Linked DNA regions of Homo sapiens: region 1 is linked to region 2. The links are chromatin loops, found by intact Hi-C in ENCODE. Cell type or tissue: endothelial cell of umbilical vein. All regions are shown on one strand. Each heading gives the region's core, and the rest is flanking DNA. Links, peaks and the distances in the headings are about the cores only. Region 1 overlaps NRXN3 (neurexin 3). Region 2 overlaps NRXN3 (neurexin 3).

Region 1 (15,717 bases), core at 6,513-9,012, 53 kb before region 2:
TGGATAATAGTGCCTTATCAGATATACACTTCACAAATATTTTCTCCCAATCTATGGGTTACTTCTTCACTCTATTAATTGTTTTCTTGATGTGCAGAACCTTTTTGGCTTCATGCAATCTCATTTGTTTATGTTGCCTGTGGTTTTGAAGTCACATCCAAGAAATCCTTGCCCAGAAACAATGCAATGGAGCACTTCCTGTACGTTTTCTTCTAGTAGTTTTATAGTTTCAGGTCTAACATTTGAATCTTTAATATGTTTTGAGATGATGTTTGTATATGGTATAAAAAGGGTACAATTTTATTTTTCTGCGTGTAAATATCCATTTTGTCCAATATCATTTATTGAAGAGACCATCCTTTCTCCATTGCATACTTGTGGCACCTTTGTTAAAAAAAAAATCAGTTAACCATAATGCATAAGTTTATTTTGGGGGTCTCTATCCTGTTCCACTGGTCAGTGCATCCGTTTTTTGTCAGAACTATTAAGTTCCTCACTGTCTTTCAAATCCTACTGGACCGTAAGCCTCTCAAGGGCAGAAGCCTTGTCTGTCTTGGTCACCTTTACATCTCTAATTTCTGATATTGTATTTGGTATAGCGTGAGGGTTCTATTCAAAATATTCAAAATATTATTGAATAAAAGAAAGAACTAAATAACAAAGAAAAAATAAAGAAATAAAGCCATTCATTTAGAATTTAAAGCAAAATGGTTCTTGTAAAAATTTATCCCTAGAATTTACCAATAAGAGCTCACATAAGTAATCTCTTACTTGAAACTGTTTTTATTTACATTTTTTTCTTAGGGTGGGTGGGGTGGTGGTATTTAATTGGCCGTGTGTCCTTTGATTTCAGACTCACCAGATGCTGACAAGAACTCTTTGGTATTCCCAAGCCCAAGTACAGTATGTAATAACTATTGAATGAATGAGAGTCTGGGCTAGACTCTAGAACAATTTCTAGATGATCATTTTGTGAGCTCCTATTCTTACTTCAACCTGTTTAAGTACATCCTTTCCTAAACAGAGCCTATTTTATGTCAATGTATTTAATGTATGCATTTCACATAGCAGTGTGTCAAAGAAATTAGAAAAACATGTCTTGGGGGAGAAAAACCAAAAGCTTCAACAGTGCTTCCCACTAAACATCTATTGATATAAAATAATCTTGTACAAATCAGAAAGAGGATATAACAATAGACACAGCTTACCTAGTGCTTATTATGAGCCAGACACTATACTAAATGCTTTTAAGATATTAATTCAATTAATCTTCATAAGCACATGATGAAGCAAATATAATTAAAAGTAGTAAAGAATCAGAGAAACAAATTATTTTCTCATAGGAGATCTCCATAATTTCAAATTTAAGTAATTTTTAAAATGTTGATTGAATCAAAAGGCAAAGACTTCAGAAAAGTAAACTGAGACACAGAAAAGTTGCATAATTTTCCCCAAAATCCATAGGTGGCAAGTGAGAGGGTGAGGTCTCAAACCCAAGCTTGCTAATTGTGCAGCCCACTCACCTAACCTCTCACGGATGTGTGTAAGCCAGAGTGGGGAATGTGCATGTGTGGTGTCATTGGATTAATAAGAGTAACTTAAGGTATTTCTGACCTACAACTGGGAAAAGATGACGTCTTGATGTAAGGATTTGTTTTTGTTTTTTACAAGGAAAACTTTCAAATACCATTTCAATTCAGTTAAACAGGAAGATCTCATTTTGTCCAATTTTATGAACAGAAATCTGTATCAAATGTTACGTTTATAAGCATGACAGACAATTCTGGGGACTTAATAATCATAATTTTTCATAAAACACTCTTCCAAACCAACATAAAATTCCAGACATTCTAAGACAGCACAAATTTGTTTAATTACATATTTATGAAGTCTTTTTTTATCATTGTCATTATTAATTATTAATATCTTAAAACATCCAAAGGCCTTAGGAAGTTCCTGTATAGGAATGGTATAAGTTATTTTTGCTCTTGATATGTGAATAACTCTCACGAAAATAGTCACATATCCCTTTGAGAAAAGATGGTGACTTTCTTTGTATACTACAGAAAGTGACAAGACAACAGAAATGTGTCTGGAAAGACTGAATAAGATGTCAATGGTGTTAGTACTTTGGTTTCTAATTTCCAGCCCTGCTTTTGGTTTGCTGGAAAACATGAAATTGCATCTCATTCCCTTATCATTTTATTTATCAGATAATTCTGATGGCTGCCAAAATTTCCTATCATTTTTCTTGATGGTGGGATTGTTCTTCTCATTAAGAATTGTCTGATACAACCATTTTATGCCTGTTACTGCTCTAATCCACCCTTACAGCACGTGTACACTGATTTAGTCAATTCCTCTTCATGGCCTAGAAAACCAAAGTTGATAGAGTATTTTTTATTGTTTGTAGGTCCTTGAAATAGACTTTCTTCCTAAAGCTCACAACACTAGTATCAGAATGCACTTTCCCTCTGTTATTGCCCAAATAAGACTTAACCAAACCTATGTCTCAAACACCCCAATTTGAAATTCATAAATAGTGCTAAAGCAGCACCACCTGGTTCTAGCCAGACAAGAAGTGGGTGGAGAAATGTAGGGTGCAGCAGGCAGAGGGTAAGGGAGAAAAGGAGAAGTGACAGGCCTGGAGGCCATATCAAGTTTGTCTTCTCAATGTCCATTCCTTTAGAGGGCCAAGGCTGGTGACCCAGGAGTGGGGACCAGGTGAGGCTGATCTATCAACATTCACTAACTTTAATCACAAGGAGTGAAGGGCTTAAGTCAAAGGGCTTAGACTCTATCGGTGTAACCTAAATGTGAAGTTATCATAGTAGAATTCCGTGTTAACCAAAGGGTTTGCCTGTCCCAACAAACCACAGCTTCCATGGGAAGGAGCATTATAAGAGTTGCTGATATTGTTGGCTGTGTCCCCACCCAAATCTCATCTTGAATTGTAGCTCCCTTAATTCCCACATGTTGTGGGAGGGGCCCGGTGGGAGGTAATTGAATCATGGGGGTAGGTCTTTCCCATGCTGTTCTCACGATAGTGAATAAGTCTCATGAGATCTGATGGGTTTATAAAGGGGAGTTCCCCTACACAAGTTCTCTCTTGCCTGCCTCCATGTAAGACGTGACTTTGCTCCTCGTTTGCCTTCTGCCATGATTGTGAGGCCTGCCCAGCCACATGGAACTATGAGTACATTAAGTCTCTTTTTCTTTATAAATTACTCAGTCTTGGGTATATTTTTATTAGCAGCATGAGAACAGAATAATACATGCCATGAACTGTCTAAAGAGATCTTCCAACTTTAGTTTAATTTTCTACCCCTGGTAAGTGCCTAATCTTTCTACTTTCACATTTTAAAATTTACATTGTTTTATAGGAAAAAAATGAGTGAACAGTAGTTGGGTGGAAGGAAAAAAGTACAGAAAAAAGATGAATATACATAGATTTATGTATATGTGTGTGTATTTATATAAGTCTCATATAAATAAGTCTATAGAAACCCTACAGGGAAATTTTTGAAAATGCAAATGGATTATGAAAGACTCTTACTGCCTACCTGAGCAATCTATAGTCTCGACTGCTAAAATATAAAAATTAAAGAGTTGAGAGTCTTCAGGAGAATGTGATGGTTAATTTTATGTGTCAAAATGACTGAGGTAAGGGATGCCCAGATACCTGGTCATTATATATAATAATAATGAAATATTATTTCCAGGTATGTCTTTGAGGGTATTTACAAATGAGATTAGCATTTTAACTGGTGAAGAGAATAAAGCAGATGGTCCCCAGTGTGAGTAGGCATCATCCAATCTGTTGTGGTCCTATTCTGAATAGAAGAAAAAGGCAGAGGAAGGAGGAATTCGCTTTCTTTGCTTGAGGTGAGATAGCCATATTCTCTAGCCCTCAGACATTGGACACTTGTGCTCCTGGTTCTTGGGCTTTTCGAATCAGAGCAGAACTTACACTATCATGCCACTTCTGCCCCTGCCACCCCCATTCCCAGGGCTTTAGAATCCAACTGTTTTATTCTCCAGCATACAGACAGCGGACTGTGGAGTTTCTTGGCCTCCATAATCATGTGAGCCAATTCCTATTTTTATACATATGTATATAAATAATATATATTTTATATAATATATTATATATAAGATGTATATATCTAAATAATATATATTTTATATATTATATATAAGATGCATATATCCTATATATGATATATATGATACCTCTCTGGAGAACCCTAACTAATACAGAGGGTATTCCTGATAATAAGGATAGCCTATTTACTTAGCTGAATATATGTCTTGGACCCTTCAGCAAAGCTACTTCCATAGCTTTCAGAGTATTTCTAAATTTACAGTGTTGAGTCCCCTTGGCTTTTCTGAAGAGAGTCATTTACAGACAACATAAGATCTATTCATTTTAACTGGAGGAAGCCAAATTCACTTATATTTAGCTTTAAAATAAGAAAGCAATGATCACTTAAAAATGTCAAGTGAATCCACTGAGACGCGAATACTCTAGGTCACATTTTATAGAACATAAGGCAATGCCAGAGAATAGGGTCCTAAATCTTATTATAAAATCTCATTGTCAGAGAGACCTAAGGGTGGCTGTATTCCCAAGATCATGCTTTTTGTCTTGAAGTCAGGACCTATGCCTTACCAAAGCTAAGCAAGGCATCAAAACCACTCTTCTCAAGCATGTTCAGATGCTTATGGCTTCCTCTTCTCAAACAGAGGTTTTAAAAAGGTCACATGATTAGAGTGATCAGTGAAAAAGACAAAGAATAAAATCTAACATTTGGAGCAGTTTCACTAACACCCTTTTCTCTTCAACCACTTCAACCCTCTCATAATACGTTGGGTATAAAATTGGTTATGGCCATGGATGGGAATTGGTTGACTGAGATGGCTTCATGGTATCTTTATCCCCAGTGGCCTTTTATTGGTGATATATCACTAGTAAATGTTTAACAACCAGCACCCCAGGAAAAGGAAAATAAAACTGATTTGTAACATGTGTTGGTTTTATTAGTACTCCCCTCATAGCCAATTTCAAGCCATAACATGTTGCCTCATGTAAACTGGCTTACAAAATTCCTAGAAATTCCTGTGCCAGTGCCAGCTCTAGCACAGCACTGCTCTTGATGGTCAATGATCTAAAAAGAATAATTACAGCTTAAGAGTAAAGTGATTTACCCACAGCACCTTCCATGACAGTAGAGAGGTGGGAGTTGATACTTGCTGCAGGTAGGGTATTTGTAAGAGTGAGAGGATGGCTGGTAGCATGAAGCCTTCTTCCTCAACCCACCCTATTTTCATGGGATGCCTGGGTCACAAAGGTCAAATAACTCTTTTCAAAGTGATACACAATCCCTCATAAGTCAATGATTCTTTAGAAAATGTAAACTGAGGAGTCTGTCTGCTTTTCCTTGTTTTCTAGGCACTGATGTAGGGGTCTGCTGGGGCAGTGGAATATACTTTAAAAGAGAGAGAGAAGGAGTTTCAAAGCCCAGTCTCAACAACAACAAAAAAAGAGGTAATTTAAAATACTTTGCTCTAACATTGTGCAAATATTATCTAGAACTTTTCGAAATGGTGTTGATATGAAAACCATCTACCATAAAGTCAGCATGGAGGACACTCTCAGATACTCTCTGGTCATCTATGTACTCTTTCTGCTTTGGAAATAAGCAAACCCAGACTCACACCATACGGCATAATAGGCGAAAGGTCATGGGCTTTAAAATCCAGTTTAATCACTTACTAGTAATGTGACCTTGGGCTGGTGATATTAAACTCTAAACCTCAGTGTCCCCATCTGTATAAGGGAGATATGTATTTCTACTGCATCATATGGTGTGAAGATTAAATGAAAGAACATATGCAAGACCTATAAAGTCACCTATGAAACAGACAACAGTATCTATCAGCTAAGGTTGTAGTCACAATGGAGATACAACCTGCCAAGTCCTTAGTGTATGCCTTCATCAAGGAGACTCTCAATAAAGATCATCAGCAATTCTGCTAGAAAGGACAATAATCAGGTTTCCTCCTCCCACTTAAGTTGGGTGTACAGTTGATGAGGAGTCCAGAAACAAGATGCATTTTGGTAGTGTGCCACACTGACACAGTTGTGTTGTACGCCTCTCTCGTATAATGTGGAGGAAAAGGACACAAGAACAATAATGGGAAGTTCACTGCAATTTATGTCTCTCTTATTATTTTCCACAATAGAAAGCATTTTGAGGAACTTATAGTAGGTCAAGTACTATATTTTATAACAAAAAATACAATGGAGAATGTGATACAATCTTCAGTTTCGGAGAAAATGAGGTGGAGGACAATATTCATCATAGTAAAGACAGTTGGGGAATTAAAATTTCCTTTACCTAACTAAAGGTGTTTGACTAATTCTAACTCTGTTCTAAAATGCCTTTAAAGAATCTTGAGATTTCCAAGGCATCTGAACCCAATACATTGATTGACTTTCTCAAAATAGCCAGCACTTAGCACCCAGATCCAATGGATCCTGGATCCCCTGACCACGTGTTCACCATCTGGGCAGAGGGACACCTTACATTTCTAGAAAAAAAGTCATTAAACATCAGAAATAAAACCTGCTAAGAGAAGTTATAATTAAAGATGGAATAGGAAGATTCTAATTAATCACCTAATACAAAAAAGAGTTATTCTTTTATTTCTCATAATTTATGTCATCTGCCTCACACCAAACAGGTCAATCTTAATATTTCTTTTATAGTTCTGCAGCTCCTTTCTTCCATGAATAGGCTTTTAGGAAATCTCTTCCTTTCCACTAATACCCTTCTTAAAAACAAAAAGGAATTAGAAAGTTACTTCTGAATGTTCTGTAGAAGCTGTCATTCTGTCCAAGGTACACTGATACAAAGACTGCACTGCTCAGCAAGGCAACCTCCCTCCCGTGGATCACAGGAGTACCGTGGAGAGCTCCTGTCTCCTGTGTTGACCTAGAGAGATGTAGATTCTGGCCTGAAACCAGGAAAGTCGGTAAACTTCTTTCTTGATATCTTTTGTCATAATGTGAAAATACATGTGCTACTAACCAGAATAACAGTGTAGCAGTGGAGAGGGTGTGTGCAGCAAACAGGAGAAAGAGTTCACTTTCTTTCTTGCTCTTTGAGGTTTCATGTGAAAGGGAAACTTGTTTACCTCCTTGACCAAGTCAAGTAACAGGCACTGGGGGCATGTCTCTTCCCTCTGTCTTGGAATATGCTGCTTCACTCCTGAATCTGCTCTCTGTTTCTAGTTTCTGTCTGCATCATCCTTTCTCCATTCTAGTGTCAGAGTGATCCTGATAAAATGAAAATCCAACCCAAATCTCTGTCCTCCTCACAGCATCCTTGGGATAAAGTCCAACTCCTTACAGGAAAAGTCTGTCATTACCTGTCTCTATCCTACCACTCCCATTTCATGTGCTATCATATCCCCCCACACACATTATTTCAGCCACATTGAGCTTCTTGTAGATTCCCAATTAAGCCAAGCTCTCGAATGTGCTTCCATCGTTCATCCATCTAAAACATACTTGTCCTTCAGACTCAGCTCAAACTCTGTCTGAGAAGATATCCCCTGAGCACTCCCCATGACCACCATGACCCTACACGATCCAGTGTGTTCCTTCATGCTCACATGGCAGGACGCATGTCTCTAGGATAGGAGTTTTCACTTTGCATTGTAATTATTGGCTGATCATCTGTGGAATTCTTTGAAGTTAGAGACTGCATCTCATCTGCAGTATCCTAGCATCCCCAGTACCTAGTCCCTGATACACAGGCATAGCTGACACTAACTTCCTGTTAAATTCAACAACACATTCACTGGAGAAGTTAAAAATTTTTAAATAAAAAATAAAACACTACCCCAACCACACAATAACAAGAGGACTTAAGCTGTTGACTCATCTAGACTCATTACGTCACTTCTTACACCTCATTGTTATATTTCCTTCTGAATACATTTTTGTCTAGGCTTCCAACTGCCTCATTTCCTTGTCATATATCTTCACTACCCTTCATACTTCATGGTAATTAGTACTATCTATACTCACAGGTTGTAGCTGAAAAAGCCAGCTTGTGAGTAATAGTCCACACCCCAATGTTAGGAAACAAAAAACTAAAAGCTTTTCCTATAAAACAGGGAAAGAGTAAGACGGCCCCAAATAATCGAAAAAAAAAGCAGCTCCTGCCACAAACAAAGAGACTGTCAAGTCATTACAAGAATGGAGGAAAGTTCGTGCCAATAAAGTAATAATGTTAAAACCATATTGATGCCTAGACAGCTTCCATAAAAGGAAACATCAATATATTCCAAACCACTATGTCCCTAAATCTGTATCTACGCTTTGGTAAACAATTTACTTTAGGCATAGAAATCAATGACTCACTTCTCCCTACAAACCATTATTCCTTTGGATGAGAACTTTCAGATTATTTTGCCATGTCCAGATTTTCTAGGTGAGAGAATATGCTAAGCTCTGGGAATTCAAAATCCATATAGTTCTTACCCTGCGTGATAGTAAAGTCAGGGAAGAGATGTAGTTGTCTAGTTTAATCCGCTAAATCCAGTCCTAAGGAGCTTCAATCTCCTTGGATTGTCTTGCATTCAGATTGAGTCCTGCCCCCTTCTCTCTCTCTTCCATTTACAGAGAAATACATAGTGGATCTTTCTTGACAATTAAACATAATGTCTAAAACAACAGTATTGCCACAAGGGCCCTCTATACTTTGAAACTGAAAGCTATTGTAAAGCTTCCTCTGACTTTAAGTCCTAACTAGTGTATATTCTTTTATTTAATTTAAATATATATTAAAATATATGTGAATCTGCTAAGAGGCGATAAAGAAAAACAAAGTTATGGTAAAATAGTGACAGAGTCTTCATTGGTGGATGTATTCTGGATAGATAGGCGCTTGTACTGGTTAGCTACATGGCATATAACAAGAAAGTCACAGCAAAGTCAATGATCTTTTTAGATGAAAAGTAATTTTTTGAACGTTACCTTTGCCTTAACTACTTCTAACAATTTGGACTGACTGCAAACTCAGCAGAGGTCATGAGGCTCAGTCTCCTGCTTGACAATCAGCCAAAAGACACCTAAAATGCTTGTTCCTCCCTTGTTATTCTGAGACATAGCAGCATGGCACCATAGGATCAGTGGGCCATTACTGACTTTGTAAGATGCCTCTTTGAATAGTGGATGAAGTAGTTTCTGCAATAGATATTCACTAACATCTCACATGTGGTATTTTATAGGGTATTCAGGATTAAAATGACAGATCATCTTCTTCCTCAAGAGTACTTTTTTCCTGCGATCACAAAACAGGAAATTAAAGTGCTCAACCAAAATCCCCAATAGAAAATATAAATCTCTGAAACATTTTAATGACATTAGTGTCTCCCAAATGCCCAGAAATATTTAAAACTTTAAAACTAGTTAAGAGAAAATGACATTCTCTTTCATAAAGCCCAAGTACTTAAATGTCCTGCTCCAGGAAATGACCTCCCTGATCCAGAAAATAATAACTTAAGGCATAAGGGCTGGCCTTGGCCTTTTTTTTCCTTCCAAGTTCTTTTTTCTATGTATGGTGAATAAATTAAGAGGAGCCAACCCCTCCATGGCAACTACTTGGAGAGGTATTTATCATTTCCAGAGTAAATTAATATGTTTATGTATAGTCACGGTATGGGATGCTGTCAAACCTCTTTGGTACCCCCCAAAATGGAATCATGTTTCTTCCCCCATGAGGTCTCCTCTTGATAGCTATTTTTCATGCATTGATCTGGGTTATCTGTCACCCTTTCAGAAGAACACAGGGTTCAGCCACCTCCCCACAATTGCTGCTGTCCAAGAGGTGTGACAGCTTGAAGATCTCTAAAGAAAAGATACCAAGGGTTACACAGGGCATCTTTCAGTCCAAAGTGGTAATGGGAACAAGAACCTTCTCTACCTTGCAGGTCAGCTTTGGTCAACGCAACTTTGTTAGCAAAAGAACAGAAAAAGCGAAAACAATAACCAGAGGTTAGTAAGAGGTAGAATAAACCAGGATAACATTACAGAAATGAAAACGCAATCTGCATAACCATCACTCAGACAGACAATTGAAATGCTCTACAGGTTCACCAGAGACAGCAAAGATGGGGTTGGGGAGTAGGGCAGAGGGGGACGCGCAGACCAGGGACAGAGCCGGCCTCCTCAGAGCCAAGTCAGCAGAGCAGGGCAGGGGCGCATCAGACTTGACAAAGCACAGGCAACGGGCAACAAGGGCAACAAGAGCTTTCTCACATCCACACAGCCAACCTCAGGGAGTGCACGGTCAGACTGAAAGACACGTGTGTGCAATCAGATGGAGCCCATAGAAATACTTCTAAACATTAGGAGTTCAGCATGAAAGAGTCACTCGAGTGCACCCCTTGTGCCCTCTTGCAAATGCCACCCAGGAATTTGGCACTGGAATTAGACATTTGGATCACGGTGATTTGGGAACACCAAAAAGCTCAATTTGTTTAATTTTAAAAATATATCCAAACCCAAATAGTTGCAGGCAAAAGGGCACCAGACTAATGTCATTTTTATTTATTCGTGCCAGTTTCAAAACAAAGCACGTGTATTTCTTTCAGATGTTTATCATCTGCAATTGTGAAACCACATTTCTAGCTGATCATGCCTTGGCCTCTGCAGCAAAGCTGGCCTCAATATAGGAAGATACATTTACCAGCCACATATTAAATCAGGTATGATTTTTTTTAAAACCCTAGCTTAAATTGAGAGGTATCAAGTTACAACTAAATGTTGACTAGGAGTTGCCCAGAAATTGCACTTAATATCTAAATTATACACTTTGCATCTATCAGAGACATAAAATCAAATACTAGTTTCAAGATTTTTTTCTTTTTTGCTACTCATACTTGAGAGCTGAAGAGTACTAAATTAGCAAGTTTTTAAATAATTTTGCTACCACTTTGGGAGGCCGAGGTGGGTGGATCACCTGAGATCAAGAGGTCGAGACCAGCCTGGCCAACATGGTAAAACCCCATCTCTACTAAAAACACAAAAATTAGCCAGGTATGGTGGTGGGCACCTGTAATCCCAGCTACTTGGGAGGCTGAGGCAGCAGATTCGCTTGAAGCTGGGAGGTGGAGGTTGCAGTGAGCCGAGATCACGCCACTGCACTCCAGCCTGGGCAACAAGAGCGAAACTCCGTCTCACTCACTCACTCACTCAATCAATAAAATAAATAAAAATAATTTTGGACTCTTTTGCCTTTTATTTTACCTGCTGTCATGGGTCTGATATAATAGGGAAGGTAACACATTTACTACCTAGGGATCTTAAAGTGTCATTGTCAATGACTTTGATGGAAACATATATTAAATGTAGATAGATACAGATACTTATCTATCTGTGTGTGTGTGTGTATATATATATATATATGTTTATCTGTGTATTCTAGATTTGCTAGAATAAAACATATCTTGAAGAGATTCTGGTCTTAGTTCTTAGTTATAAAACCTCATCCCCTACTTGTTTACTGTTCTATGTAAAAGAAATGATAAATTAAGAAATTTGTTCTGTTTCCTGTGGTCCTCATACTACCTAATGCTCAAAGGCCTTCTTGGGGGTCTCATGCTCTACACAAGAGATTCAGAATAAAAATGATGCCTTTTTGCAGTGTCTCCAGTGTTTTGTGCTCTCCCTTTACCTCCCCACCATCTTACACAGAACCCTAAAATGCTCCTGGGATCTCTTGCAAGGGCTTATTCACAGTGGTACAAACTTCCAATGACAGTAATTTATGCCTTAACCCATTTTGGGCCATTTTTCCTGGCCACTTAGGCTAATTATCCAAGTCATTTGTGTACAATCAACAAGGACTTTCTTCCCTCAGCACTCACCCTCCACTTCATCCCACCCAGCGGGGTAGGCATAATGCTCAGTGGGTAACCGTTGTAATTATCTCCATGGCAATAGAGTGCAGTGCTATTAGGCTCATGGGACTCACCATAGATTCAGATGGTGGAGCCATCAAGCCACAATATCCGGCTTTGAACAATCAACCATACTCAGAGGAAGGTCGGAGCTCTCTGTAATGCATGTGATGAGTAATGCCAAACTGCACATAGAGCTGTAGATAGGGATAGGGACATTTTCCCCAACTCGTTATGTAATTTCTTTTTGCTGATGCTCTTACTGCTTCTCTTAAAACTCTCTTAAGTGAGGTCATTCTCCCTTTATATTATACATTTTAGTACCCTTTTATAAAGCTTAGACCTCCTTTTAATCCAATACTATAGCTTTATTTATTTACACCTTAATTTTTGTATTCTGTATACCTGTACTACCAATACAGTAGCCATTGACATGTGTATTGAGCACTTTAAATGCATGTAGCCCCTGGGTTGAGGTGTGCTGCAAGTATAAAATACAAACTCAAGTTTAGAGGCTTAATGTGAAAAAAAGTGCAAAATATTGATAATTTTATCTCTATTACATTCTGAAATAATATTTTGGGTATATTTAGTTAAATTGAATAAAATACAAAATTAAAATAAATTTGACCTGTTACTTTATACCTTTTTAAAATGTAGCTACTAGGAAATTTATAATTGCATGTGTTACATATATCTATTGGAAAACACTGACATAGAGTTAATGGATGATTCCTGTTAACTTTTAAATCTGAAGAACTGATGGCATAATAAAAATTCTGTAACATTTGACCAGTATCTTACGCTTTCTAATATGTGCTCTTATATTGTGATTTGACTTCATATGATTAATTATTCCAGGATAAATGGAATTACTGCCATTCTACAATCTTCTAAACACTATATACAATTTAATTCCAAATGCTACGTCTATTCCAGGATTGCCCTTTAATACACAAAAGAACTAAAAGCAAGCCAAGGAGACAAAAATCCCTGATTGAATGAAATTGTTCATTTCTAGGAGCAAAGTGGCTGCTTTAAGGGCTTAGTGATTCCCAACCTCCTGTCCCTTTATACACACACACACACACACACACACACACACACACACACACACTACATAGTACAAACACCATATTTGGCCAAGACAATTTAAGAAATATTTCTGGATAAAGGAAAAATGGAGTGGGTTATAGGAATGAACATTCCTATTACTAGTGCAAAATACAAAAATAACTCTTAGGCAAAGGGAAACAATTTCCATAACTCCAAGTCAGCCTGATAAGCTGACAGGAAGCTTTTATAAATGTGTGCTTTACGATGATGAGCTAACCCAGATGGAAGCTGTTTAAGAACAGAAGCGATACATGAAGTTGAACACAGAAGTGGAATGAACAGATTTGATGTGGTAAATTAACAACTGATACAAGGAAACACAATATATTGCGCAAACACAGGACCATAAGGCTCAACCAAAAGGCTCAAAAAGAAAAAAAGGAAATAATTACATAGATCCTTGGTCAGGCAACTTCTTTGCCTTTCAAGTTAGGTAACAGTCACGTTTTCAGCCAACCCAAGACTACTAGGGAAGGCTGAATGTGTTCACTTCTGCCATCTGCTGGTTAAAACTAGATTGTTTACACTGCAAAGAATTGTTGGATTCAGGAAGACCTGTAAAATTCATTTAGTATCTCAAGAGACAGTGGATCATCTACAGGAACAGGCTGAGCATGGTTTGTTGTGCTGCATGGGTAGACATGCAGTATTATTAGATGTTTGACATAAAATAATATTTGTAAACAATAAGCCTACCATTTATCGAGTACCTACTACATACCAGGCATTTTATGTGTATTTCTGATCTCCTTACATTCAAGGTAAGTTTTATTGCCCTGTTTTATAGGTAAGAAAGATATAGCTTACAGAAGTTACATCACCTTCCAAATGTCACATAGCTAACAAGAGCTACTACCTGGAGCTGAATCCAGGTATTTCTAATATCAAAGCCCATAATGTTCCAATATACCACACTAAAGAACTGCCTAGCAATGCCTGATAATTAGTAAGTACTTAGTAAATGTTAGTTCCCTTCCATCATCATGGCATTTGGACATCGTTTTCCTATTGCCTGCTAGATTTGCATTAAATAATGCAGTCACTATCAGCCAAAATAAGAAACATTTTATTAATTAGTGACATCTACATAAAATCTCTGGTTTTCCCCTCATCATGTATTAAAGTATAAATAAAAGTCTCCAGTGCTGTTTCAGCCATTCTGGAAGCCAAGGTACACATTGAAAGAAGCCTGATGTCAATGCCAGGGAAGTTTTTTATTTTATTTTATTTTTATTGGCAAGTATGTGATACTCAGAAAACATCTGCCAACATACATTCCTGGAGCCTGTGGCACATGTCTTGACATACTAAACCAGTGACAAGAGAACACTGATGGTGATGCAATGTCACGTGGCAAATGAGAATGAGACAGGACTGGTCAACTGAGGAAGGAGGCAGTGGCAGAGGCAGCAAAGAGGCTTGGTGCTTGCAACAAGGCTGTAGCTTAACAAGAAAAAAATAGGTTGTACCTTCACAGCCACGCTCGATCTGTCCGCTCCGATGAAGAGCATCATTGATGAGGTCTGGCAGGCGTCCATTCAAGTCCACTGATGCTAGACAGCCCTGAAAGCCATCTCGAGAGGCCACGAGCTTTGGGAGGTTGCTGTACATGCCTTGGGCCAGACCAGCCATATAGAGATCACCTGGAAAGGAAAGTAATTAGCAAAAGAGAATGAGTAAAGGATGTGGTGACCATGTCAACTAGTTTGATACACTTGAGATAATTCATCAGATAAGGAATAAGATAGCTGGGGGGGGGGGGGGGGGACAGCATAAATGAGATAAGCACCTGAGTTTCTACCCTGCAAAAAAAGGAAACCAATATTTATTATGTGTCATTCATTTTATATATACCATCTCAAAAATTTATTCATCATAGATGGAGTAAAGATTAACAATATTGTCAACAAAGCAAGCATTTATTGAGTGCTTTTTATGTGCTTGTTACCAATAATATGCTGAGGGATATACAGACATGCCATCAAAACTTCTCACGACCTATACAGAAACTAACAATTATTATCCTCATTTTGCAAAGAAAAGTAAATGTAAGCTGAACAAGGCTAAGACAGTTTACTGATGACACCAGACATTAAATGATTCAGCTGAAATTCCAAAGCCTATATTCCTTCCTCTGTATTACGGCCCTTCCCACACTTTGACACTCATCCTGTCATCTCTCAGCCCCCACAGCATGACATTCCCGAGGTTATCAGAGAAAATGAACCATTTCTTGATGAGTAGTCTAAGTAAAAACGGAAAAAATTGCATTACAGGATAATTCAACATTGTTAAAACAGGATATGGATGATGTATCAAAAATGCATGGCACTCTGAACCTGTGGTTTGCCTCTGGAAATAGTCTATCTATTGTAAGAAAAGCTCTATTAAAAACTAAATTTCTTTACAAGGTTTACCTTTCAAATCCAGATTTTTGGCACCATTGATAACCTGAGTGACCACTTTGGTGTCCACTTTCAGGCTATGAGTGTTACTATTGTCCCGAGTGATGACGACATTGTGCCACTGGTTGTCATTCAGGGGGCGGTCACTGTTGCCTTTGATCACATTGGGACCGTTTCCGAGGTCAAAAACGTAGTGTATATACCTAGGAAGAAAAAAAAA
Region 2 (15,717 bases), core at 8,926-11,425:
ATTTCCTTGGCTTTTTAAAAAAATTAATTAATTAATTAATTAATTTAGAGATGGAGTCTTGCTCTGTCTCCCAGGCTGGAGTGCAATGGCGCAATCTTGGCTTACTGCAACCTCCATCTCCCGGGTTCAAGAGATTCTCCTGCCTCAGCCTCCTGAGTAGCTGGGATTATGGGTGCCTGCCACCATGCCCAGCTAATTTTGTAGTAGAGACAGGGTTTTGCCACGTTGGCCGGACTGGTCTCGAACTCCTGATCTCAGGTGATCCACCTGCCTCGGCCTCTCAAAGTAATGGGATTACAGGTGTGAGCCACCGCGCCCAGCCTTCCTTGGCTTTTAGCAACATAATTTATCTCTGCTTCCCAAAATTTGCCAGTGTACTTCAGTGTTCCTAAGACAATCTCTCATCATCTAATTGCAATATTACATTCCTCTCCCCTTTGGCACTGTAACTCAACCCCAGATCTTTTGGGATATTTTCACCAAGATGGCATGGTCTGTAGCAAAGAGAACAGATTTTTTCAGAGTTAAGCATTGAACTTTTGTTCTAGTTATACTTTTGCCCTTTTAGGTAAAGCATTTGACACTAAATATATGATTCTCAGGGTCCTCATCTGTAAAATGGGACTATTAATACCCATGGCACAGAAGCCTGCAGCAAGCATTCAATAAATGCTGGCTTCTTTTCCTCACTTCCTCTCTCATAAAAGTCACCTACTTTTTAAATGTGATATCACAAAGTCCTATCATTATCGCATGGAAATTATGTCCTTGTTTTTATTTTTTTACTATTTTCTAATCTCTTAATTCATCATTAAGGACAGAGAACAGTATTGCTGGTAGGACAATAATTAATATTTTAGGCACTCAAATGTTACTGATTCTTTAGACGACTGCCCCCAACAACCAACCTGCTCCCCAAATCCCATGCTATATCCCCAAGGTCTTGACATGTTTGAATAAAAATATCATTAGTTTTGTATCCAAATAATCTGTTAAATTACAAAGGTTGATTAATTCTGCCTTCTAGTGAAGGATATTTAGGAAAAAAAAATTCATGTTGTGAATCAATGAAAGGATAAAAGCCAAAACTCTGGGGACATGGTTCCTGACCACAACTTATTCATTGTATACCACTCATTTTGCTTAGGAAAACATTTTCCTTTTACTATATTAAATATCAGGTCATCCAGATGCCTCTATCATTTTCTTCTTTATATTCAAATTATGTGTGTATGAATTACCTCAGTTTCATACCATTTCCTGTGCAATGAGCAAAAACAAAATTCTAAGTACTACATGCCCTGGAGCTCTGTGACTATATACAGAGAGAACCACCAGGATTTGTTGCTCTCAGGGATAGATATACCTAGAAGATGGCTCACTACACCTTTCCACCTGTCACCACTACAGCCTGGCATGATGGAGACAACCTTGGGGAAAGAAAGTTTGATTCAAATGCTGGCTCCCCACTTAGCAGCTGCATGCCTTAATGAATTGACATACATTCTTTGAGTTTCGGGTTCCTCATCTGTAAAGCCACCTTCAGCGCAGATAAAAGTATATAAAAATCCCCTTCCTTCTTTCTTCCCTGCCTTAGCTTAAGTGAATTATTTGCCTGTCTTGGTGCAGCAGTAGCACTTCGTGCTGTAATTCATCTGTTTACATGCCTATCTCTCCCACCAGACTTGAGAGCACAAACCAAATCATATTTGTCTTAATTACAATAGGCACTTAACAAGTGCTTGTTAGAATCCTCCTTCTTAACATACCATACTATGTTTAGGCAACGGTGCTGCTAACTGAATTTTTCAAAATTTTAGCAAAGCCACAGAAAACCATTTACTTATCACCTTAGTGTGCCAGGAACATGGATTTTCTTGTTAATCCACTTCACTTCTATTTCATGATACTCTCTCTCAGCGTCCTTATCAGACCATCTGCTGAGGCATATAGGAAGCCTGGCTTTTTACCTTACAAACTTAGTTCATTCTTAACATCTACATGTCTCCTCCACTGACATTGGTCTATTACTTACAGGCCAGCAGGGAACTTGAAGAGCGTTAAGCTCAAAGAGTTTAAACAGGTATAAAAAAAGCTGCCAGAATTTTTACACCCTGCAGTTATCTACAGCTGTTCATGCCATCTATTTAAAGAAGTTTTAAGGTAGGCTGACATTAATAATAATAATAATAAAAGCTAACATTTATTGAAAACTTGCAATGGTCTAGAAGCACTTGACAGGTACTGTTTCAGCTAAGCTTCACAAAAAATATCATGTAGCTTTTATCATCATACCTTCCTTAGACATGAGAAAATTGAAATAATGAAGTGTTTAATCATTTCCTTAATTTAAAAACTGTAAATAATGGTCTTTTCTCTCCATATTTAATGCTTCCCTTATAAGGAAGGTCTTGTGGTAACAAATTTCCTTAGCATTTGCTTGTCTGAATACCATTTGATCTAGCAATCCCATTACTGGATATATACCCAAAGGAATATAAATCATCCTATTATAAAGACACATGCATGTGTATGTTCACTGAAGCACTGTACGATAGCAAAGTCATGGAATCAACCCAAATGCCCATTAACGATAGACTTGATAAAGCATATGCACCATGGAATACTATGCAGCCATAAAAAAGAATGAGATCGTGTCCTTTACAGGATCATGGATGGAGCTAGAGGCCATTATCCTTAGCAAACTAATGCAGGAACAGAAAACTGAATACTGCATGTTCTCACTTATAAGTGGGAGCTAAATTATGTGAACATATGAATAAATAGAGGGGAACAACACACACTGGGGCCTTTTGGAGGGTAGAGGGTGGGAGGAGGAAGAGGATCAGGAAAAATAACTAATGGGTACTAGGCTTAATTATTGGGTGATGAAATAATCTGTATAACAAACCTCCATGACATAAGTTTATCTATATAAAAAACATGCACATGTACCCCTGAACTCAAAATAAAAATTAAATAAAGGGCTAATATCCAGAATCTACAAAGAACTTAAACAAATTTACAAGAAAAAATCAAACAACCACTTCAAAAAGTGGGCGAAGGATATGAACAGACACTTCTCAAAAGAAGACATTTATGCAGCCAAAAAACACATGAAAAAATGCTCGTCATCACTGGGCATCAGAGAAATGCAAATCAAGACCACAGTGAGATACCATCTCATACCAGTTAGAATGGAGATCATTAAAAATTCAGGAAATAACAGATGCTGGAGAGGATGTGGAGAGATAGGAATGCTTTTACACTGTTGGTGGGAGTGTAAACTAGTTCAACCATTGTGGAAGACAGTGTGGCAATTCCTCAATCTAGAACTAAAAATACCATTTGACCCAGCAATCCCATTACTGGGTATATACCCAAAGGATTATAAATCATGCTACTATAAAGACACATGCACACGTATGTTTATTGAGGCACTAATTCACAATAGCAAAGACTTGGAACCAACCCAAATGTCCAACAATGATAGACTGGATTCAGAAAATGTGGCACACAAACACCATGGAATACTATGCAGCCATAAAAAAGGATGAGTTCATGTCCTTTGTAGGGACATGGATGAAGCTGGAAACCATCATTCTGAGCAAACTATCGCAAGGACAAAAAACCAAACACCGCATGTTCTCACTCACAGGTTGGAATTGAACAATGAGAACACATGGACACAGGAAGGGGAACATCACACACCAGGGCCTGTTGTGGGGTGGGAGTAAGGGGGAGGGATAGAATTAGGAGATATACCTAATGTTAAATGACGAGTTACTGGGTGCGGCACACCAACATGGCACATGTATACATATGTAACAAACCTGCACATTGTGCACATGTACCCTAAAACTTAAAGTATTAAAAAAAAAATCCCTGTAAGTAATGAAGTCAGAATTTGCAGGAGGAAGTCCTGCTCTAAAATCTGTAACTACCTTTGCCTGGGGTTCCTCCTAAAACAAGACCTTGAGACAAGGATTTGGGAGCATGTCATTTATTTGGGGGAAGATCCCAGAGAGCAAATTGAGGAAGTGGGGCAGTGAGACAGAGAAGGGAGGAAAGCTGGTTAACAACCCCACTATTGCTGTGGACAACTGGGATTTGGTACCACCAGGGAGCCTCTGAGAGATTGTGGAATATGTCTGAGAATCATCTCCAAGGGACAAGGAAGCTGTTGTATTTATCTACAAATTCTAGCCCTCATGTCTTGAGCATGGGCAGATAAGCTCCCCCAGGCAGAGGACTCCCTCAGATATAGAGACTCAGGCAGGCACTCATTTGCAAACTGTCCAAAGGAGACCTTGAGATAGGCTGAGGCATGTAGAGATGACACTAACCATGGTGCCTTAACGACTGCACTGTCCTGTGTGGGGAAAAATGCACAAATATGAGCATTGGCAAGCTTAAGTTTGCATGCATCAAAGAAATAAATCAAGTTTCTCTCAGATAGGTAATCCTGCCTGCAAAGTACCTATGAAATCAATATCATAATGGTCTCAATCTTATAGATGAGGCACAAAAAGCTTAAATAACCCACATAGGATCATAAAATGCATGAGCAGCATAGGTAAAATACAGACCCAGAAATTCTGCTCAAGAGCCAAAACTCTCAACACTGTATGAAGTAATGGTAAGTACCATGTAATATATCTGCTGAAGCTGCCAGCGCTGTTTCAGCCGAGGTCAGCATTCACTTTCTTCCCTGTCATCCCTGGTGCTCTATGAGGCTACTGTGGTTGCCACTGTCACTGCACTCTCTAATTGCAGGAAAAACATTCCCTCCTTTCTGCTCTGAGGAAACCCTCCTCCTTACGCTTGTTCCCCAAGGCAGCCTCAGAATTACCAAGTTACAGAATGTTCTGTAGGACTCAGGAATCAGGATTCTGAGTGCCATGGGGAAAAGCATTGTCAGAGGCAGCTGGAATGTGGGCTCCATAAGGAAAGACTTAGTCTACCTTGTTGATCAGCACCCAACAGAGTGCTTGGCATATAGTCGGAATTCTGAAAAAAACTTTTTTTTTTTTTTTGAGGGTCTCACTCCAACACTTAGGCCGGAGTGCAGTGGCACAATCACGACTCACTGAAGCCTCAACCTCCTGGGCTCAAGAGATCCTCCCACTTCAGCCTCCAGAGTAGCTGAGACTACAGGAGTGCATCACCACATTTGGCATATATATATTATATATATATATAAAAATATATTATATATTATATATATATTATATATATTATATATATATATAAATATATTATATATTATATATATATTATATATATTATATATATATATAAATATATTATATATTATATATATATTATATATATAATATATTATATATTTATATAAATTATATATAATATATAATATATATAAATATATAATATATAATATATTTTATATATATAATATATATAATATATATATAATATATAATATATATTTTATATTATATATAATTATATAATATATAATATATATTTTATATATATTACATAATATATAATTATATATATAATAAATATATATATTATATATAAATATATATTATATATAAATATACATTATATATATATATATAATTTTGTATTTTATTTTATTTTTAGAGACAAGGTTTCACCATGTTGCCCAGGCTGGTCTTGAACTCTTGGGCTCAAGTGATGAACCTACCTTGGCCTCTCAAAGTGCTGGCATTACAGGTGTGAGCCACTGCACTTGGCCAAAATTATGTTATCAATGAACACTAATTACAGTATTTATTCACTGTTTTGCTTTCCACAGTTTCAGTCCAAAAATATTAAATGGAATATTCCAGAAATATATAAGAGAGAAAGACCACATTCACATAACTTTCATTACAGGATTATTTTTACAGTTGTTCTATTTTTTTAATTACTGTTGTTGAACTCTTACTCTGCCTAATTTATAAATTAAACTTTATCATAGGTATATGTAGGAAAAACACAGTGTATATAGGGTTTGGTGCTGGCTGTGGTTTCAGGCTTCCACTGGGGGTCTTGGAAGGTATCTCTCATGAATAGGTGGGAACTACTGTACCTATTAAAAAGAACACTTCATTTGGAGTCAAAAAGAGGTAGGTTCCAATTTCAACTTTTCCACTTATTCTGTGGTCTTGGGAGTTTCCTCAGCTGTAAAAGGGGAATTATAACAACTGTAATAATTATAATTTTTATGTTTATTGAATAGTCCCTATGTAAACAAAATACTTCAGTGAGTTTTACATAATATAATTATCCCATTAATCCTCTCTACAATGGGCGACTATTGTTGTGCCCTTTTCAGAGAAGAAGCAGCAGATTTCTGGAGTGTATATTTCTCCTTAAGGTCACACAGCTAGGAAAGGGAGGAGTCTGTGCTGGTAACAATGGTGCTACTGCCCTCCTTGGCGGGTTTTTATGAGGACTGGCCTCGTACTTAGCATATAGAGATGGCTCCATGCGGAAGCTGTGAATCATCTCATTGGTTCGGCCCCTTTCAATAACTATATTTAAATCCTGGAGGTCATTCAAGATCATTTCTCAAGATTCAGTGCACCAAGCCCCTTTGTCAACTATAATTGGCACGTTCCTTTCAGAGGGGTCACCTGTGTTGACATAGGGAGGGTTTGGCAAAAACACCAATCCAGAATAGAAGTAAAAGAGCTGCACAATCACATTTAACTAGTATGTTTTCACATTATTTTATTTTCCTAGTTTTGCACATGTGTAAATAATCTCCCTATGCATGTGTGAATTTTGAAGTGTACCATGGCAAGTGTAGTGTTATAAGGCAAAAGCTGAGCTTTTATTTTCTTCGTATATCAGTGTTCATACAAGAAGAATGTAATAAATGTTCTCCATGGCCCACTGCACCTAGGGCATACATTGTTTCTCACTAGAAACCACTATAAAAATTTACTTCATTTTGTAGCTTTTTCTGCTCTAAACTCTATAGGTTGCTTAACAATTGATTTCTAGACAGACTTTCACAGCTTATAGGAATATTATCTCTGTTGAAATATTTCCTCTTTTAAAAGACAACCTAACAGATCCAGATAGGATTGAGAGCTTGTCAGAACGCTCAAATGAGTCAGCTGATTGTAAACACGGCTCTCCGTCTAATGAAATCTGAAGTTAAACATTGAGTCTTCTTGTTTGCCATTGCTATTGGAATTATAAAGATGAAGATGTGCCAGAGGTTCTTGCTTGTGAATACTCACACTCAGCTCTGAACTCTTTCGGAAGGGTGCTCCTGTTCCTCTTCAGTAGGTTGACAAAAACAATCAGAACTGTGTGACTCAATTCCCCCCTATTTCTGAGACTCAATTTATTTGAAGCTTCTAGGGTCTAAACAATCCCTTTTGGATTGCGTACCAGCAGCATCTGATTTTAACAAGAGTTATTTCACTTCTAGAAATTACATCAAGTTCTGTTCTCTAGCCTGAAAACTTTTAAATTTCAAATCTTTAGACTTTACAGGATGACGTATTTTACTGCTTTACTTTTTTTTGAAATTACTAGGCTAAAATTTTTTAGAAAAGACTTTTAAGAAAGGCAATGGTTTGTTATCATCAAGGAGATGAAGCAATAATTTATTGAGCACAGCCCATGTTCAGAATAGAAATAATGTTTCTACTCTGACAATAGGCCATGAAGAAAACTGGAAGAGTGGGGGTTAAATCCTGAGGCTCTGTAGTAAGATGGGCCCAGTTCAAATCCTGGTGTCTGTATTTTATGTCAGTGGGAGCTTAGGGATGTCTCTTATCATCTCTTCTTCATTTAAAATACAATAGGGCTTATGATATCTATTTTACATGGTTGTTTGGGTGTTATCGGGTTTGCACATAAACTACTTAAGATAAAACCTGGCACTTACTAAGCCCATAATAATTGTTCACTACTATACTCACACGTATTAAAGTTTTTTTGTTTGTTTGTTTTTTGAGACAGAGTGCCCAGGCTGGAGTGCAATGGCACGATCTCGGCTCACTGCAACCTCCACCTCCAGGGTTCAAGTGATTCTCCTGCCTCAGCCTCCCAAGTAGCTGGGATTATAGGCGTGTGCCACCACGCCCTGCTAATTTTTTGTATTTGGTAGAGATGGTGTTTCACCATATTGGTCAGGCTGGTCTCGAACTCCTGGCCTCAGGTGATCCACCCGCCTCAGCCTCCCAAAGTGCTGGGATTATAGGCATGAGCCACCATGCCCAGCCGTATTAATGGTCTTAATAAGGAATCTCAAAAAATACCTTAGAATAACCTTACAGAAATATAGGACAATTAGATTATCAATGGGTTGAAGAAGAAAAGTCAAAAAGAGCAGGTTAAGGAATTAATGTCAACCCAGTTGGAAGATTATAGTAGCATTCCTACTCTAACAGTACCTTCTTCCCAAGGCTGCCATGAACATTAAGCAATACAAAGCTTATAAAAGCCTTAGCACAGTATCTGTTGTACAATAAATGCTCAGGCACACGCACAGATCAAATAACTTGAAGGAAGGAAACATAGCAAAGCAAGATCTCCACCAAAGATACTGGATGTTCTACCTCTTGGCATTTCCTTAATTCCTCAATTCTCTTCTGTCTTGTGGGAGCAGGAGCATTGATTAGAGAATGGCATCTTTGTGAACCTGTTCACTAATATACAAAATAGCACATCAAAGCCATTCTCTCTAAGTGAAATCTCAACCTCTCTGTGATGCCACTAAAAGGTGAAACAACTTAAATCCTTCAAAAGCCTTAAAAGAAGATAAGAAGGTAGTTTGCCAACCTCCTTTTTTCATTTCTATGCTGTTATGTTTAGTGCATCGAACATACTCAAACCTTCAAAGCAGCTGTTCAGAAGATAAACTGCCTCATTCAACATGAAGAACAGGAAATGTAAAAATGTATTCTCTCTCTCTTTTTCTTTCTGTAGCTAGCCTGAGGGCAAAGAGATGTACAACAAAAAGTGTTGGCAGGATATTCAATGTATTTCACTGAGTCAAGCAATAGGGTGTGCTCAACCATGAGAAGGTGCTTGTGGGCTCGAGGCAGCACTCAAGGCCAAAGGCTATTCCTTTGAAGAGATCCTCAGAGAAAGAGGGGTCCAGAAAAACCTGACCGCCTGTCCCTAGAAAGTCACATACTACATAGGCAGCAATCATCACATCAACAGTAAATGAAGCAGACTGGAATAAGACTGAGACACCTTTCCCCCAAGGCGAAGGCACCACTTAGTGGAAACCCACGGGAAAAAATGCTGCTGTGACAATGTCTGCAAAACTTCCATTCACATGAAAGACGCTAAAGAACACTATTATTATTTTTTTAATTTTATTTTGGGGTCTGGGATACATGTACAGGACATGCAGGTTTGTTACATAGGTAAACATGTGCCATGGTGATGTGCTGCACCTATCAACCCATCACCTAGGTATTAAGCCCCACATGCATTAGCTATTTATCCTGATGCTCTCCCTCCCCCTGCTCCCCTCCACCTACAGGCCCCAGTGTATGTGATGTTCCCCTCCCTGTGTCCATGTGTTCTCATTGTTCAGCTCCCATTTATGAGTGAGAACATGTGGCGTTTGGTTTTCTGTTCCTGAAGAACACTATTATTTACTGGAGAAGTCAGCTGAATAATAATATAGCATATTCAAAGTCCCTTATACCATCTGCATCTAAATTGGACGAAGGCCCATACACAGCGTAAACTTGATCTGACAAACAGCCATATTCAACATACTCTGATACACATTTTTTTCTGTTTTGTGACCTTACCCTCAAAATAGAAAAGATATTTTAGAAACTATAACAATAATTCAAAAAGTTCTCAAAGAAAGATAAGAACTATATTCTATACCTAATTATATTCTGGGAAGTTCAAAATGTTTGAACCACAGACTGGAGCATCTTGTTTTATTCACAAGCTCGGTCCAGTTGGACTGAATCTCATTATGACTGTTAATGTTTTAATAGAGGAAAGTGTTCACTCTAAAGGTATAGAATATCCATATAGGACGATAAAATATTCTTGAAGCATTCTGCCTTATTTGGAGAAAAGAAAACCTCAGCATTCTTACATGCTGTAGTCATATGGAAAGGAAGTGATTTGTAAGTTGATAGCGAAATCACCAGGGTTACAACTTCAGCAGCAATAAATAACTTCCTACTTAGAGATGTGGAGAAGTCAAGGAGGATGAGATAAACCAGAACAAAAGGAATATGATGTGAACATTTCTGACAAATATGTTTCCTCAAGGATTATTTTAGGGAAGTGGTTTTTTAAGGAAATGTTAAGATTTCTGCAAGAAACTCATACTACAAATCTCCTAAATGCAAAATTCAAAGAACAAAGTAAGCAATATCAAATAGTCCCATATACAACTAGTATAAACTTAATAATTCATTGATTTATATGTTTGTCTAGGAATTTAAAATTTCATGTATCCATTAATCCATGTGGGCATCATTTTATGCATGTATTTTTGTCCATGAGCTGTATAACCTAGATGACAATCTAACATAGAATTTCAAGGCATCTTCTCTGACTAATCTTTCCTGGTTCCTCCACCTAGCACCCTATCCTGTGCTTTGATAAGAATAATGTGCCAATCTTTGACCATCACCATGTCAAAAAGATGAGACTTAAAGTGATTTAGGTGATTAGAAATTCAGTGTTGACTTCTCCATTTTTCCCGTCCATTCCACACCCAGCACCTCCTTCCTCCTCCCAGTTTACTAATTGATGTTATTCATATATGGAGGTAAGTGTTTCTGTGAATCAAGTTCATGTTTTATTTATCTTTGTTTCAGTTTTACTAACTTCTCTAGACTGATCTTCATTTCAATGAGTTTGCCTAACTTGAAGTTTCATGAGGACAAGGACTGTGTCTGCTCCATTAACCACTGTATCCCCCGTGCCTTGCACCAAGCTCAGCATATGGCTGTGTGTAGTGTAACAACAACAAAAAAATCTTTCTCCCAGCTTCCTGGCACAAAGCTCCTAAAATCTTCTGAAGGAATAGTCTTCTATTTAAGATCCCTAATGAAATAACTCATGGGGGAGAAAAGGGTAGCTTTTTGCTTTAGGATGAGGACTGATTACATTAAAAACTACTGGATTAGAGGAACAGAACTGAAGGTCCCCGTCCCTGACATCTGGGTTGGAGAGAAGGGCTGGAGATTGAGTTCAATCACCAATGGGCAATGTATAATCAATCATGTCTACCTTAATGAATCCTGGACACAAAACTCTAAAAGATGGGGTTTGAGGATCTTCCAGATTGGTGAACATATCATCATGCTGGCAGGGCAGTGTGCCAGGAGAGGGCATCTATGCTCTGGGTCCTCTTCCTCATGTTTTGTCCAATACATCTCTTCAATTTGGCTGTTCCTAAGTTGAATCCTTTATAATAAACCAATAATTGCAAATAAAGAACATGTCGTGGTTCTGTGAGTGGCTCTACTGAATTATGGAAACTGAGGGGTGGAGGGGGTCATGAGAACCCCCAATTTGTGGTCAGCTGCACAAAACTGTGGGTAGCCCGAGCACTCCATGTACAGTGTCTGGTGTCTAGAGTAGCAGAAGTCTTGTGAGACTGAGTCCTTAACCTGGGGGATCTGTGCTAACTCCAGGTAGTATCAGAATTGAATAAAATTGTTGGGCACCCAGTTGGTGTCAGAGAATTGGAGAAGTGGTTGTCAGAAAAGAAATACAGTGTTCAATGCTTTCTGTTGAATAAATCATTGTTTGAATAAGTGATTTAATACAGAAAATCAAAATTTATACTTTTTTCAAGTAAAACTAAAATAAAAATTTCCAGTATTTTCCGGGGTGTTTTAAGATTTCACTTCCCACTTTTTTGATATTTGATGTAGCCATTGACTTGCTTCGATCAAGGTGACTGGCATCACCTCTGGGCAGAAGTGTTAGGGATCACTGCACAGTTCACCAGTCTGTCTTTTCCTCTACCACTGTGGCAGGCCAGGCTCTAGATTGTGGCTGCTCCATCAGCGTGAGTCTCTGAGTGGGGACGACATGAGACAGAGCTCCAGGTACACCAAAGATAGGATGTAAGGTGGATGAGAAGTAAACGTTGTTGTTTTAAGCTGTAAGACATGCTGATTGTTGCCACAGAAGATCATTAGCTATCCTAATTGATAAAGAAAATTTCAACTTCTTTATTTCATCTTTTTAGTGTAGAATGCTATGCTACAAATAATTGTAAGCGTATATTGCCATTTTCAGAGAATGGCATACCTTCAGATTGAGTAAATTAGATGATGACTGTGACGTGCTTAGCACTGTGACTGAAATATAATAAGTGCTTAATAAAATAACATTATTACTGTTAATTTTGAAAGCTTCAAATAAAAATTGTGTAATGTCAATTGATTAAAAAATTATATTTTTAAAGATATTCTAATGACCATTATAGTAATAAGGCCAAATAAGTTATGTTCAATATGTGTTCACATATATGACTTTGAACAAGTCACTTAACATCTTCAATTTGTTTGCTCATCTATAAAACATGCATTAGAAAATCTCCATTATGAAAACTAAATGAGATATGTAGAAGTAGTAAACTCTAAAGCATTTTTTGACTATGATGAAAACAGAAGAACAGGGTTGCTGTCATTTATGGTGTCCATCCAGCAAAATTCATAGGGGTTGTTTTATCCCAATTCAGCTTAAATGACCATTTGATATTTTAGAACAAAATATTTACCTAAACTCCAATTCTTCTCCACTTGTGTAATTTGATAATAACTACTCATTTCTTTCCTTGGAAAATAGATATTGAAAATAATTGCCAAGGTTAGGTAAATTGACACACGATCAATATAAGATGCTTAGTGTTTTGGTGCCATATTTCAACAACTGTATCCTAAAAGGTCTAAACTGTTATAAATTGAAAAAAGCAACACCATACTCAGGTAATTAGCCAATTATCTGTAATACACAGAATTACAGATATTAGCAATGGATGGAAATTTAGAAGTCATTTATTTCAATCCCAAATAGGTCAAAAGTTTTAGAAGAAAAATATTCTAGTGATGGAAAACAAATAGTTCATCTGTTCTATGTGAAACAAGTGTGTCTCATATAACAGATATTGAGAAAGACATATAAAAAATTTTAATACTAGTTTACCAATTATATTTGGGATCACATGCTTTCTCTTGGTGGAAATCATGTGTATTCATATTCTCAATGCTTACATAGTCATGCTTCACGTAACGATGAGGAAATATTCTAAGAAATGCATCATTGGGTGATTTCATCTTTGTGTGAACATTATAGAGCATACTTACACAAACCTGGATGGTGTAACCTCTACACACCTGAACTATATGGTATGCTCCTAGGCTACAAACCTGTGCAGCTTGTGATTGTACTGAATACTGCAGGCAACTGTTACACAATAGTAAATATTTGTGTACCTACACATAAAAAATATACAGTAAAAATACAGTATTGCAATCTTTGGGACATTCATTGTATATGTGGCCTGTCAAGAACTGAGTTCCTAAGTAGAAAATGAAATCAAGAGAAAAAATATGGATCAGCTCAATTCTGAAGGAAGGGCCTTTTTATGGTACTTGCATGCTCAGCAGTTCATTTTACGCTCTTTAGTCATAATATTCTATCTTTGCCTTAAACTGATCTCAGACAGTCTAAAGTTTAAGGCATATATCTCAGCGTTTATTACTTATACAAACCCCAACGTGTCATGGTTACTTCTGCCCAAGGTCTCTGTTCTGTTCTTCCACATAAAATATTTTTCTGTTTGTTTCATTATTCGTTTTATTATGAAATGACCAGAATTTAGCTTTTCCTAGCTTTTTTCCTAACACAGATATTTCTTTTCTCTCTCTCTCTCTTTTTTTTTTTTTTTTTTTTTTGAGATGGAGTTTCGCTCTTGTTGCCCACGCTGGAGTGCAATGGCGTGATCTCGGCCTACTGCAACCTCTGCCTCCCAGGTTCAAGCGATTCTCCCGCCTCAGCCTCCTGAATAGCTGGGATTACGGGCATGCGCCACCACGCCCGGCTAATTTTGTATTTTTAGTAGAGACGAGGTTTCTCCATGTTTGTCAGGCTTGTCTTGAACTCTCCACCTCAGGTGATCTGCCTGCCTTGGCCTCCCAAAGTGCTGGGATTACAGGCGTGAGCTACCATGCCTGGCCTTTTTTTTTTTTTTTCATTTTTTTATTTTTTTATTTTTTTTATTTTTGCAAAATCACATATCTAGAAAATATTCAGGTTGTTTAAGATAACTATCACTTTTACATTACTCCTAGATTGACTTTGTAATGTACATTAGGAGAATATCTCCTATGAAGAGCATCCCACCAAGTCAGGTGGAGGCCCTCAAATCTGTGTTTTCACACTTAGGTTTCTGGATTTCTGAAGAGCGGATGAGCCTTCCTCATATACCTCCATGTTCAACTCCTCATTCCCCCAGTTTTGTCTATCACCTGTGCACAAAGGACAGTCATTCCTGGGTGCTCCAGGTCAGGATCCTACCACTCCACTCCAGATCTTGGCACCAACACTCTTCTACACCTTCTTTCATCAGCAGCTCAAGACTGTTACACACAGACTCTGTTTAAATGGCTATAGATGCCTGACACCTAAATAATGACTTCTCACAAGAATTCTTAATATAGTCCTTTATATAAGGCTATATATAGTCCTCTGTATAAGGCTTCTTTCCTTTTTTTAACTTTAATTTTCGGTTTAAGGGTACATGTGCAGGTCTGTTGTATAGGTGAACTCCTATCATAGGATTTGTTGCACAGATCAGTTAATCACCAAGGTAATAACCCTAGTATCCAATAGTTATTTTTTCTGCTCCTCTTTCTCCTTCTACCATCCCTCCTGAAGTAAGCCCCAGTGTTTTTTGTTCCCTTCTAAAAAGCTTCTTTCTGTTTTATATCATGACCTTCATACTATACCTGGAAACAGTATACCTTTTTATCCCTCTTTTCTTAGAAATTGGGTTTAAGTGCTTCTTATCCAGTTAATCGAATATTCTTACGGTCTCTTCCAGGCTTAATGAGGTGTTGTGGGCTGAATTCTGTCCCTCCAAACACTCGTATGTTGAAATCTAAACCCCAATACCACAGAGGCTTACCATATTTGAAGATAGGGTCTTTAAGAAGTAATTCAATTAAAATTATGGCATGAGGGCGGACCCTAGTCCAATATGACTGGCGTCCTTATAAGAAGAGGAAACTTGGACACAGACATGTTCAGCAGGAAGACAATGTAAAGAAACAGGGAGAAGACAGCCATCTAAAAGCCAAGAAGAAAGTTCTGGAACAGATCCTTCTCTCACAGCCCTCAAAAGGCACCAACTCAGCCAGGACCTTGATTTGGGAGGTCCACCCTGCAGAACTGCGAGGAAATAAATTTCTATTGTTTAAGTCACCCAGTCCAGGGTACTTTGTGAAGGCAGCCCTTGTAAACTAGTACGTGAGGTATGCTCTATCACCTGCTGTGCTTCCACCAATTAGAATAAAACTCAAATTCCCCACCACATGTACATGGCTGAACATGAACTAGCCTCTCCTTATGTCTCGGACCTCATCTCCCAAGCCCCCCTGGTTTTGTATTCTCCATCCAAACAGGTCTTCTCTAACAGAAGGACTCCCACAAAGGGCTTTTGGGATTCCCTCTCCCTGGAGCACTCCTGCCATGGAGCTTCCCATAGCTGGC

The links. Hi-C counts contacts between places; a loop is a spot of excess contacts. Peaks named below come from ENCODE experiments on the same cell type or tissue, not always from the same donor. Only the 100,000 strongest peaks of a DNase experiment are listed, where the experiment ranks them.
Region 1: a loop joins it to region 2, with 8 times the contacts of the local background. A loop is called at or near these places in 2 of 110 quality-filtered maps.

Annotation. Positions count from the first base shown.
Region 1 is chr14:78,967,191-78,982,907 of GRCh38, reverse strand. NRXN3 (neurexin 3) reads right to left here. Exons shown (of 21, transcript NM_001330195.2): 13 at 15,510-15,700; 14 at 14,562-14,735. Among named protein-coding and RNA genes, the nearest start is that of NRXN3-AS1, 100 kb to the left of the region's middle. In endothelial cell of umbilical vein, for the core only: no CTCF peak of the experiment used is centred there; a DNase peak (open chromatin) is centred at 8,007; H3K27ac peaks cover 2,116 bases.
Region 2 is chr14:78,916,470-78,932,186 of GRCh38, reverse strand. All of the region lies in intron 10 of NRXN3 (neurexin 3), which reads right to left. Among named protein-coding and RNA genes, the nearest start is that of NRXN3-AS1, 150 kb to the left of the region's middle. In endothelial cell of umbilical vein, for the core only: no CTCF peak of the experiment used is centred there; a DNase peak (open chromatin) is centred at 10,126; H3K27ac peaks cover 2,500 bases.